Linked DNA regions of Homo sapiens: regions 1 and 2 are each linked to region 3. A link is a contact called in ENCODE Hi-C data. All regions are on one chromosome and are shown on one strand. The core of a region is the stretch at or near the end of the contact, and the rest is flanking DNA. Distances in the headings are between cores, read along the strand shown. Region 1 overlaps GRM7-AS3 (GRM7 antisense RNA 3). Region 2 overlaps GRM7-AS3 (GRM7 antisense RNA 3). Region 3 has its middle 560 kb from the start of GRM7-AS3.

Region 1 (4,086 bases), core at 234-2,733, 430 kb after region 3:
GGAAGAACATGCTAGCACATTTTGGCATAGCTGGAGAGGCACAGGCAATGAGAAGGATGTTGAGAAAAGGCTTTAAAGAGAAAGGAAATAGCAAAAGCAGGGGTAGCAGTTAGAAATCAATTAAGAAAATTCCCCATGTTAAATAGAAAGAAGGTGGGAAAATTGGAATTCAAATCATGGTTTTCCTGACTCCATAATTTCAGCTGTTGGCCCAAGCTTGCATCATAAATTCACTGTTGCTTTTCTGTGCTGAAGACTTTTTTGTGGCATAAGGTTTGTAGTGGATGAGTTGGGGGAAGGATGGAAATAACTTTGTTACCCACACTAAACCTGTAACCTCTTCCCATATTTGTCTGCTGCCCTCTCCCCTCTCCTTTATGAGGTTTGATTGGAAGAAGGAGCTATAGGAATCTCTTGAGTTGCTTTCAAAAGGATATAAAATGACTCCATGAATAAAATCTTGAATTCAATTATTGTGGTTGTTTCCACTTCAATCTGTGTTTTAGACAGCCATCAAACATTTCCCCACCTTATTATGAAATAATTTAAGGAGAAATGTGAAGGCAGGTCACAAGAAAAGCATGGGACCATCGACTTCAGCTGAACATCTCTAATTGTGGCTTTAATTGTAATGGAGCTTTGACTGAATTCTCATAGAGCTTAGAGATGGGAGTTTCTAATAAGATATATTCAATAGAGGAATTCTTAGAGTGCATTGGTGCTTAGGACAATGTGTGGTTTTAAAAATCTTTGTTATGTGCCCATAAACTATACATTGAGAATCAATTCTAAAAGATCAGTCCTGAAGACATAATAAATGACTTCTGAGGTTTGTCCATGAACTCTATGAAATTTCATATATGTGTGTTCTCACTATTTGAGGAATAAGACCTACAGATTCCTTTAGTTTATTTACCTCAAATAAAGTAAAACTAAGATCAGTGCGTTTCCTTAAGACTCACTGCTTTGTGAAACAATGATATTTTAGATTTGTACTTCGCAGTTTACTAAATGCACAAACACACACACATATATACATTTAACCTCAGTATTCAAAGAACCTTTAGCATTGGTTGTCTAAACAACATCCCATGCTAAGGTTTTTGGAATGGAGCAAATTATAAATAATATTTTTTAAAATGTGTGAAAAGTTGGCTGCTTAGAAAACATGGTCGTGACCACAATGTTTATATTAGCCCACATGATTAGGTTTCCTGGTGTATAAATAGACACACTCAAACTTGTTTAAGCAATGAAGAGAACTGGTTCAGATAACTGAAAATTACAGAGATAAAGTTGCTTTTAGGTGTGGTTTGATCCAGAAGTTAATTGTGGCTCCCAGGCGCCGGTTCTTTCAGCTCTGCCACCTCAGTGTGTCAGTTTTGTCCTCAAGTTGGTGTCTCTTGTGGAAGCAAATGGTCATAACAGTTTCATGTATCTTGTTCCTTGCAAAGTGAAGAGGAAGTGAAACTCTTGGATGCAGCATTGACTGGCCAGTCCTGGGACCATCCGATTGGGCTAGTGCATTGGTTCACATGTCAACTGAACCCAGTTTTTGAGACCAGAGGGCACTGAGTGTGCTCATTGGCTTCAGCATGGTCACATACTCTTCTGGAAGAGCTGAGAGTAGAGTCGCATTCCTTGGGGCCACATGGACAGCAAAATGAAAAATTAGTGGTCTTAGAAAAGGGAAAAAATTATGAACACTGGGAAAGTGAAAAGATAACTTCTACACTGAGGCAGATGAAAAATACAGTGTCAATAGCAAACACTGGAGGAGAATATCTTGACATAAGCAGCATTAAGGCTATTTAAAAGGAGGAAACAGAAGCCCAGAGAGTTGGAATAGCAGCCTATAGGCACACAAGCAGTAAGTGGATGAACTGGGACTCAAAGGCAGAACTCTTAACCCCAAATCTATTGTTCTTTCTCACATATACTGTTATTTCCACAGAGAACCAAGTGCGTAGAGCTCATAAACTGCAAAGCAAATTTGGCTGTGCCTGTGGAAATAAACTGCTGGGTAATATATGACTTAGACCAATGACAGCTGTGAATTTCAGTTTCATTTCCAGATACAGAGATAGTTTGCAGAATGGTGGAGTTTTCACTTGCAGGGCACAGTAATGCTCTTCACTTCTCAGAGGCTTTTCAGCTAAGACTGTCAAAGGTCTCTGGAAAGATGAAACATATTCTACTCCATAATTGAGGAGCCAGAGGCAAAGGGTAGTGAATTAGCCAAGCCACCACCAGCGCAGCCTAGATGGCCTTGGTCTCCACTGAGCAGTTTATAGTTGTTTTCTACTATAAATAAGGGCATGCACGCAGGAGCATGAGAGTCACAGACCAAGTCACCAAAGGTGACCCAGAGAGCCTGTGATTAACTTTTCTGTGGCCAGAGAGAGAAAATGGAAAAGTTCAGTAGCAAAGTAAATTTTTGCCACAATGGTGTTGTTGAAAAATACCCATGACTCAACTCAGCAGATTAAGTTCTGCTCCTGGCTCAGTAAGAAAATAACCTTGGCCATATTATTATTATTCCTCCCGATTTAAGACGAGGAATCTAGACTAGACCACCAGAGACTTCCCCAACCCCCATCCCAGCTTTGAGCATTTGTGTGCTTTGTTTTTGGTCTTTATTCTTTTTTTCTTTTCTTTTCTTTTTTTTTTTTTTTTTTTTTTTTTGAGATGGAGTCTCGCTCTGTTGCCCAGGCTGGAGGGCGGTGGCGCGATCTCGGCTCACTGCAAGCTCCGCCTCCCGGGTTCCCGCCATTCTCCTGCCTCAGCCTCCCGAGTAGCTGGGACTACAGGCGCCCGCCACCACGCCCGGCTAATTTTTGTATTTTTAGTAGAGACGGGGTTTCACCGTGTTAGCCAGGATGGTCTCGATCTCCTGACCTCGTGATCCGCCCGCCTCGGCCTCCCAAAGTGCTGGGATTACAGGCGTGAGCCACCATGCCCGGCCTGTTTTCAGTATTTATTCTTCTCTCTGCCACTGGGTTATGTAACAAATGATGATTCAAACCTGACAATTAAATTGCATTAGATCAGTGCTCCTCACACCTAAGGTGCAAAAGGAATCCCCTGGGATTCTTGTTAAAATGCAAAGTCTGGTTCAGCAGACGAAGGGTGGAGCTTGAGGGTCTGCATTTCTAATAAACCCCTGATAGATACCAAAGCCGCCCATGCCCAGCCATACTTTGGACACTAGGAGTAGAAAGGGTTTAGAATTCAGTGTATGTTTCCAGCAAAATACATCCAGAGGAAAAAGACGGCGAGAAAAAGGAGTGGGGGAAGTATGATCTACTGATTTAAAAAAATATGGTATTTACAAATCAAGTATAAGTTGAGACTTATAGATTTAAAAACAAAACTATCCTTTGATAAAAGCATACATTCAAACGAAAACACCGATAAGATTTAGTTAAATGTATTGTTGATATCCTCACAGCAGTTTGTTGTTTAAGCTGATGAGGAGAAGCACAGGGGCCGGTTCTCCTTTGATTGGCACAATCCTTTCGAGAAATATGAGGAAGGTTCTAAAGGCTCCCCGCACATGACGCACTAAGGCACGGGGCGGGGGGATTCAAGGATTTCTTTCCTCAGTGGTCCACGGCTGTCCTTCCAGCTAGAGATGTATTAGAATGTCTGCCAGGATCCCCAATTCCTGGTCCAGTGCTGTTGCTATTAATGGCACTACTCATCAAACTAAGTCACCTCCTCTATGACCTACATCCTTTTTTGCCAACTATTTTGTGTTAATGGAATCACTCTATCTCTGCAATGAAATGCAAATCATTATTCTTCAAATAACAGCCGTAGTGATCCTGAAGCTCTTTGTGTAGGCTTCCTTCATTTATCTTTCCCTATAATTTCAGTAATGAGCATAAAAGGATCTAGACAAAAATAGTATGTTGAGAAATGCCAACATAAAACCCAGCAGTGACTCATTTCACAAGCTATCTTTTATTTTCCCTATTCTCATTCCCTGGGTCATCGATGAACAAAGTTGCCAGCCTTGCTTCATATGTTACCTCTTGCATGGATTCAGCAATAATAATTGGAACTGAAAATAAATGTATGTCC
Region 2 (3,642 bases), core at 1,039-3,538, 470 kb after region 3:
ATGTGCTGCAGATGTTGGACAGAGGATATGGTATTTTCTAAAAGGTATTTGATTATGGCAGCCCTCTTTTTCAATATGTCTTTTAACATCTCACATTAAACTAAATTATTTGAACATAGTTTGGGAAATGCTGAGGAGAAGAAAGGAAGAAAGGGAGGGAAGAAAGGCAGACGGAAAAAATATATTCATATCATCCCCAGGCAGGTGTGCAGGAAAGCAGCCTGTGGCATGACAAGAGTGACACTGTCTTGAAAAGAAACCATGATGATGACAGACATTTGAATCCTGCATATCAAGCTATTCTGCAGCAGGGTCTTAAAACAGTGCCTACAGCATAAATCACCCCTCAGAAAGATGCTTATCTAACTTCCTCAGTAACAAGAAAGCATGAGATGTGACCAGCTTTGTATGTTTTATGCTAAAAACTTCTACAGAAATGAAAATTTTCTGGAAGGCTGGAGCTGAGATCTACCATCTCCAGTCCACCCAAGACATTCCTTTCATTTGTAAGCCCCTCTTGAATATTTTCTTTCTGAGAAACTATTTGTCAGCTTCTTTCTTTGGTCTCTCAGCTCCCTCTCAGCCTTCGGGGGTAGGTTTTTATATACCTGCTCACCATGAAACAAGGTGAAATGACCAGGTGCAAATGAAATGCTATACCTATAATCATTAAGGCATAAACACATGTCATCAAGAATGGGGAAAGCCACTATCTGGAACAGGAAACAATGAAGAAAGAGAGAGAGAGCCAGAGATTTGATCAGGAAGACCCGAGGGAGACAAATACACTTAAGTTGCCCTCACCTTGACTGTGTTGAGCTAATCAAATGAAATACAGTGCTAAGAATTGGATTTGGAAACACAACGAAAATTACTCATCACAGCTATGAAACTCTTTTTCTAACCTTCATGTACACATTCAGCCAAGCTGCTCTTTCTCATCATATTCTGGAGTCTTTTTCAAAGCCGTGAGTCAGAGAATCTGGAGAAATTGTAGTAAAGGTGAAACTTGTCTACTCTGTTTAGTAGTTCTCAAACTTGGCTGCACATTTGCTATAGAATGGAAGTTTATGTCCTCCTCAAATTCATATGTTGATGTCTAATCCCCACTATGATGGTATTTGAATGTGAGTCCTTTGGGAGGAGATTGGGTCATGAGTAAAGCCCTCATGAGTGGGATTAGTGCCCTCATAAAAAGAGATATGAGAGAGCTCACTTCCTCTTTCTCTCCTCTCAGACAGGTGAAGACAGAACAAGAAAACAAACCAAGAATTTCCCCTCACCAGCCACCAGCTCTGCCAGCAACTTGATCTTAGACTTCCCAGCCTCCGTAACGGTGAGAAATAAATGTTAAAGCCACCCAGTTTGTGATATATTTGTTTTAGCAGCCCAAACTAAGACATCATTGAAATCACCTGGGGATCTTTTAAAAAACTACTGAAGCTATTTTCTCTACCCCACCACCACCATCAGAAATTCTAATTTAGTGATTCTGAGGGCAGACTGGACATTAGGACTGTTATATAACCGCAAATGATTCTATGGGGAAGCAACCTAGTAAATGTCTAATCTAGAATGCATGAAAGTTAGAAAGCAAAAGGAAAAGATCTCTCTCTCTCTCTCTCTCTGTTTCTCTCTGCTTTCTTGCCTTTGCTTTTTGAATTTTTTCTTTGTGAGTCATGTTAAAAAACTATGAGGACATCAAATAAAATAATGGCTAACATTAACTAAATACCTACTGCTTTTCATCACTTAAACTGTGCTTTATCTTTACTGATCAATTTAATTCCTCTAACAACTCTTGAGGCAGGTATTGTGAGGCTCCATGTGAGGACACATTACCTGGACAAAAAGGTTAACTAACTTAGCCAGTTTACTCAGTAAGAGACACACCAGTCTTCTCGATCCTGCTCACACAAAAACTAAAGTTGGACACAACTGAACCTGAACTTGGCAGAAAAGTCTAGTGGTTCCTAATGCTAGATGAACACTAGAATCTCATGGTAAGCTTCCAGAAAGCCCCCCTGCTATATTTTAGTGGTGTATACTTGATACTAAACACTTGTCAAAACCCACGTAAGTTTACAGCTCAAATGCTGAACTTTAATATATGTAAATTTAAAAAATCAATTCAGGAGGTCAGAGGGTTCCAAGATGGAATGTAGACGGTGACTAAGGAATCTAACTGTATTACAAAAGTATGCATAACCGCACTGAAGGAGGCAGAGAAACAAGGTGCTGATCTAAGTTTTTTTGGAATTGAGTAGGCTGAGACTGAAGGCAATAGGAAGTGTGCATAAGCACTGCACTTTAATTGGTAAAGTTACTTCCTACAAAAGCACAATCTAACAATTCTGAAACCACTCTACATGTATATAGGGTTGAACAAGTATTTAAATAGATGCTGAACAGTGCCAGATTTCTCACTGTTGAAGTGGGAGGTTATAGATGGGCAAGGGGAAAAAAGTACAATGGTCCACGTAGTAATGGATTCAAGTAGGAGACATCAGTATGAATTCAGGTTACTTTTAATGTAGATATGTATGTGTTCACAGGTTAATAGTGCCAACGTATATTTTCTTTTTTAAAACTTTTTTATTTTTAATTTTTTTAATTTTACTTTAAGTTCTGGGATACATGTGCAGAATGTGCAGGTTTGTTACATAGGTATACATGTGTCATGGTGGTTTGCTGCACCCATTAACCCATCATCTAGGTTTTAAGCCCCGCATGCATTAGGTATTTGTCCTAATGCTCTCCTTCCCCTTGCCCCCCACCCCCTGATAGGCCCCAGTGTGTGTTGTGCCCCTCCCTGTGTCCATGTGTTCTCATTGTTCAACTCCCACTTATGAGTGAGAATATGCAGCATTTGTCTGTCTGTTCCTGTGTTAGTTTGCTGAAAATGACAGCTTCCAGCTTCATCCATGTCCCTGCAAAGGACATGTACTCATTCTTTATTATGGCTGCATAGTATTCCATGGTGTGTATGTGCCACTTTTTTTTTTATCTAGTCTGTCATTGATGGGCATTTGGGTTGGTTCCAAATCTTTTCTATCGTAAATAGTGCTGCAATAAACATACAACATATATTTTCTAGTTCTGTCTACTGACAAGTCTTAGAAGCACCAATAACACCCCAGAAGCAGTGAGCACACTAAGTGCCCAGATACTGGTTTCCAGTTCCATTCTCCAATAAAAGGAACCTGGGCTTCTTGGAGAAATGGCTGCTTCTAAGGCTGGGGCAGGGAATACGCAAGATGTGCCTGGCTGGTGTTTAAAAGACAAAATGATGGAAGCATATAAAGGGGACACAGAAGCCAACTAAAACAGCTCTCAATGGTCAAAGCTGAAACAATTTGAGCAGCAAAATAAATAGCTTAATATTGGAGTATAATCCAAGGTATAAGTAAATATTTTGAGCCCACGTGGATATAAACCGATGATTGAATATGTACATAAATAAGTGGGGAGAATAGACAAGTCTCCCAATTACAGTAATTCCGAATAATTTACGTAAATATTTCCCCCTCAAGGAGTTGGAATATCACTCCCCTTCCCTTAATTGTGAGTTGCATATAATAACTTTCTTCTAGAGAGTGCAGTATAAAAAAGAAGAAAGGGTACCTTACAGTGAAGAAATCT
Region 3 (4,220 bases), core at 817-3,316:
TCTGAAGCATTCTCCGCTATGTATTGCTCCTCAGGTCTTCAGCAGTGAGTCAATTACCTTTGAAATGAAGCTGACAAGAGGAATCTGCTAATGGCAGGACACTATTACTAGACCTCACATTAGTGACCAAACTTGAGTGCCTTGTTCCTTAGAGTGTGGTCCATGGACTACCAGCATGTAGTAGTACCTGGGAGCTTTGAGAAAGGCATCATCTCCCGCCCCATCCCAGGCCTCCTGGGTCTGAATCTATGTTTCTAACAAGATCCTCAGATGAGTCACGTACACGTACACGTACACCATTGAGAAAGTTTGTACCTTGTTCCTGCCTCCTGAGATTCTGCATCAACCATTCTGTCATAGGGCTCAGGAATCAACAGTTTTAAATAAAGCACATTGTCTTCAGATCACACGTTGAACAGATCTGTTCTTAATTCACTCTTTCTCCTTTTGCCTTGGGGGCATTTCCTCTGGGAAAAGCTGGAAGACTGGAAACTTAAAGTGTTTATGTTCTCTGGTCAGCTCCTCTCTAAGCCTGCGCTACTTCAGTAGCACCACTGTGTGCTTTATCAATGCACTTTAATATCTAGCCTTGAAAGCAACAATGGCATAAACTTGCTTATATGCCTGTGTGTACACGTACATTCACTTTGGTTTTAGTTTGTACATTTTCTAGGTACCTAGAAAGAATACGCTAGAGTAATTGAAGCAGGATTGTTTTTTGGAGAAAATAAAACTCTGTTAAATAAATAGACACATTTCTTTAAATGTTGAAAACTCCCCCCAGAGTCTGTGAGTGCCAATAGAAGCAGAGCCTGTCTCTGCAAAGTAAATTGAATGTGTTTAATCAAATTACTCCAGGGAGATTCATCAGCAGTAGAATGCAGTGGGAGGTGACCTTCCGTCAGGGTTCCAGTTTGCTTGCTAATGTTTTCTGTGTTATTTTTTTAAGGTGGGTGGTAAAAGCCAATTGATTCTGGACTATCTATGCCAATCTTCATTCCCATCTATGGAAAGCCCAGCCAAGTTTGAAAGGCTAAAAGGAGTAGATTTAGAATTAAAGGGGAAGGAGAAGAAATGCATTACAACAGAGAGAAACCTGGAGGAATTACACTGAGAAAATGTGCAGAAGGATAAGTTTACTTGTTGAGATAAATGTTTTATTTACTCCTTTAAAGGGACGAATGCGCATGAAGGAACATGCCCCAATATGCACATGAACCAAGTGCTTAGAGAAATGCAATTATAATAGTAAAATGCCAAACTTGGTAGAATGCTTGGATATCATATGGCTCGTCTTCTGTTCGTAGATGTGATAACTGAGTCCCAGAGGGAAGTGATCTCACTAAAAATATCTAAGAATTAAGAAAGAGAGCTAGAAATCGAATCCTTATCTCTTGAGTTTATTCTAAAAACTCGGGAGTCATCCTGTCTCCTTTCTCTCCCTTATGACTCTTTTAATCTGTTGATAAGTTCTGCCATTTGTATTTCCAAACCTCCTCATGGCACCCACTGTCCACCTTGAGATGACCTAAGTTCAAGCCACCATCCTTGGCTCCCTTCCCTCCACATCCAGTTACACTGGCTGCCTTTCAGTTCTTCTAACCTGCCAGACTGTTTCTCACCACAGAGACTTTGCACAGGCAATTTCCTCTGTTTCCTTTTCCATTGGCAACAACTTCTCTGGCGGTTCCCTCTTATGGTTCAGTTTAAACGTCTTCTCCATGAAGCTAGTGCTAAAACGTTTTACATGCGTCTTTCTTGTTAGTCCTATCAACACATGCTTAATATTATCACTGCATTGATCACAACCTATTATCCAGAATTTTCAGTCTTCCCTGCTACAATAGATTGTTAAATATCAAAATAATTAGGATGGCCATTTAATCTGTGGTGCAAACTCAGATACTTTTGAGAATGAAAGGGGTGCTATTAATAACTATGCCAGCACCACAGACTTGAGGCAAAACAAGGTAGACATATGGACAGGGGAGTCATAGTGATATTCTGGTGGGGAAAGAGTGTTTGTTCATTTGTGATTTTTTTCTAGGCAAGGAGAGACACAATAACTACAGCAGAGTTTAAAACTTTACCGAGAAAAAAGGAAATGCTCCACGCTCGACTTGCTGCACAGAGATATTTTAGTTCTACTTTAGGGCTGAAGAGCTTTAGGGAAGAAAGGGACATTTAAAAATAATATTTTGGTTTATATTTCCAAAAAAGATAGTGGAAAGATTTTAAATGTCCACAAAACAAAGAAATGATAAATGATGGATATGCTAATTACCCAGATTTGATCACTACACATTGTATACATGCATTGGAATATCACTGTATATCATGTAAATATGGACAATTATTATGTGTCAACTACAAATAAAATACAAATTATAATACAAATTATAAAATAATAAATAATAAATATAAAATAAAAATAAATGTGTGTGCTCAGTCTCCTTCCTCACAGAGGTATGAACCCTAGCCTGTGTGACTCTCTGCTAAAGACAGGTTTCACTTCCTCCTCTGTTCACCTTAACAACAACCCTGCTGATTCAGAGCTCCATTTCTATCTGCTGCTTTTATTCAGTACCTGCAAGCCAGCTCTCCAAGGCTGTTCTTTTATGTGAACTTTTATAATTTGCCAAAGTAGCTTGTCTAGGATATCCAAGCTATCAGGTGGCATATAAATTGTTGTTTTTGTTATTGCTTTGATTAAAATATTGTGTTGATCTACTCTGATTTTTACTAGTCATATAAGCCCTGCTGTTTTCATGTTCAATTTTGTACAACAAAAGATTTTCCAGAAACACATATATTGGGCCACAGCAGAAACATCTAAATCATATATAAATATATAATATCTGTCAAGTTATTTTGCCCTATTTGCTGGTTTACTGTTTCTTTTCCTGATGAGAAGGCACCTGGGAAAGGGTGCCGCCCAACCCTGGGAAAAGGTGCCTTCTCATCAGGAAAAAAAACAGTAAACAAGCACATCACCAGTGATCCCAGCACTTAGCACAGCAGAATACATGGTAGAATGGCTATAAATTTTGCTATAATAATTGAATTCTTGTGAGTTTAAGGTATGTTAACATATCATGTTTTTAAGTTCTTGGAATTTGGAGCTCATATACTCCATTGGCTTTCAAATATTTTTGGCCACAGCTCATAGTAGAAAATATATTTTGTTCATCCATCGTATATGAACACACACACATGTATACGCACACACATATACATCTATTCACACATATATACACACATATGTGTTTATATACATACATATAAACTGAAATTCTTTCTGTGAAATTCTTAAAGCCAGAAATTTACCTTCACTATTTATGAGTGGTCTCAAGGGGAGAGGAGATGAGCTTTCATTAGATATGCTGAGTTCAAAGTTACGGGTGGATGTCCTAATTGACATTTCCAGCAGGCAATTGATGAAGCATTTGAATTGGGACAATACGCATGACAGTCTAATCTGTAAGAATTGATGAGATCTCAGAGGGTGAGAGCAGAGAAAGGAAAGAGCAGAGGCATGGCAAGTGAAACTTGAGAAATATTTATGTCTAGGACTGGAGGTAGAAAGAGGAGCCACCAAGGATCCCCAGAGGCACCATCAAGAGGTAGAAGAAGGCAAGGCAATGTGGCTTGTAGGGAAACATTTTAGAGAAGAGGAGAAATTGGCAGTATCAGGTATTTATTAATTCAACACTTATTGAGCATATAAACTCCATCGAAGCAGGGCATTTGTTTTCTTCACTGTTCAGTCAACTGAAAGAAAATGTCCAGCACATAGTACATACTCTCTCTTGTCTCTGCCAGCCTGTCTCTGTCTCTTTCTCACATATACACTTTAATATTTATTTTAAATGAAAGAAAAAATTGAATGCCCCTTTCAGTTTGACACCACACTAGACACATAGGAAGTAGAAGTGAATAAGAAGTGTTGCTGCCTTTAAGGTCTTCTCAATCAAGTGGAAAATGAAAATGTCAAGGAGGGTGTGCACGTATTAAGCTATGGTCTCTCAGCTCCAAATTCATGCTTCTATCCTCTACTTGATGATGCCTGGGCTTGAAGTCTGAAAACTACTTTTCTGCCTTTCCATCTGGCTCCCTATTAGGCCATGACTATTGGGGGTTCTAGAGGAAGACTCAAGGCTGGAAGAGAAGAAAGGACATTCTCCTTCTTTTCTGCTCCTTGTTGCCTTCCAGCAGGATTC

What was found. A loop is a pair of places that touch in the nucleus more often than their neighbours do. Pooled maps may share reads with other maps.
Region 1: a loop to region 3 is called in a map with no recorded cell type, with 7 times the contacts of the local background. The contact joins two enhancer-like sites. A Hi-C loop is called at or near these places in 3 of 37 single-sample maps with no recorded cell type and 3 of 50 pooled maps.
Region 2: a pooled map shows a loop between it and region 3 (7-fold over the local background). The contact joins two enhancer-like sites. A Hi-C loop is called at or near these places in 9 of 37 single-sample maps with no recorded cell type and 4 of 50 pooled maps.

What each region holds. Positions count from the first base shown.
Region 1 is chr3:6,678,273-6,682,358 of GRCh38, forward strand. The region is part of intron 2 of GRM7-AS3 (GRM7 antisense RNA 3); the gene reads right to left. All of the region lies in intron 1 of LOC105376944 (a long non-coding RNA gene), which reads left to right. Among named protein-coding and RNA genes, the nearest start is that of GRM7-AS3, 130 kb to the right of the region's middle. Within about 2 kb of position 1,484, at least 2 of the 41 ENCODE cell types and tissues checked have a DNase peak (open chromatin) inside an H3K27ac peak, as active enhancers do.
Region 2 is chr3:6,716,332-6,719,973 of GRCh38, forward strand. The region is part of intron 2 of GRM7-AS3 (GRM7 antisense RNA 3); the gene reads right to left. It overlaps LOC105376944 (a long non-coding RNA gene), which reads left to right. Exons shown (of 8, transcript NR_188695.1): 4 at 1,238-1,336. Among named protein-coding and RNA genes, the nearest start is that of GRM7-AS3, 87 kb to the right of the region's middle. Within about 2 kb of position 2,289, at least 2 of the 41 ENCODE cell types and tissues checked have a DNase peak (open chromatin) inside an H3K27ac peak, as active enhancers do.
Region 3 is chr3:6,247,850-6,252,069 of GRCh38, forward strand. No RefSeq gene overlaps it. Among named protein-coding and RNA genes, the nearest start is that of GRM7-AS3, 560 kb to the right of the region's middle. Within about 2 kb of position 2,067, at least 2 of the 41 ENCODE cell types and tissues checked have a DNase peak (open chromatin) inside an H3K27ac peak, as active enhancers do.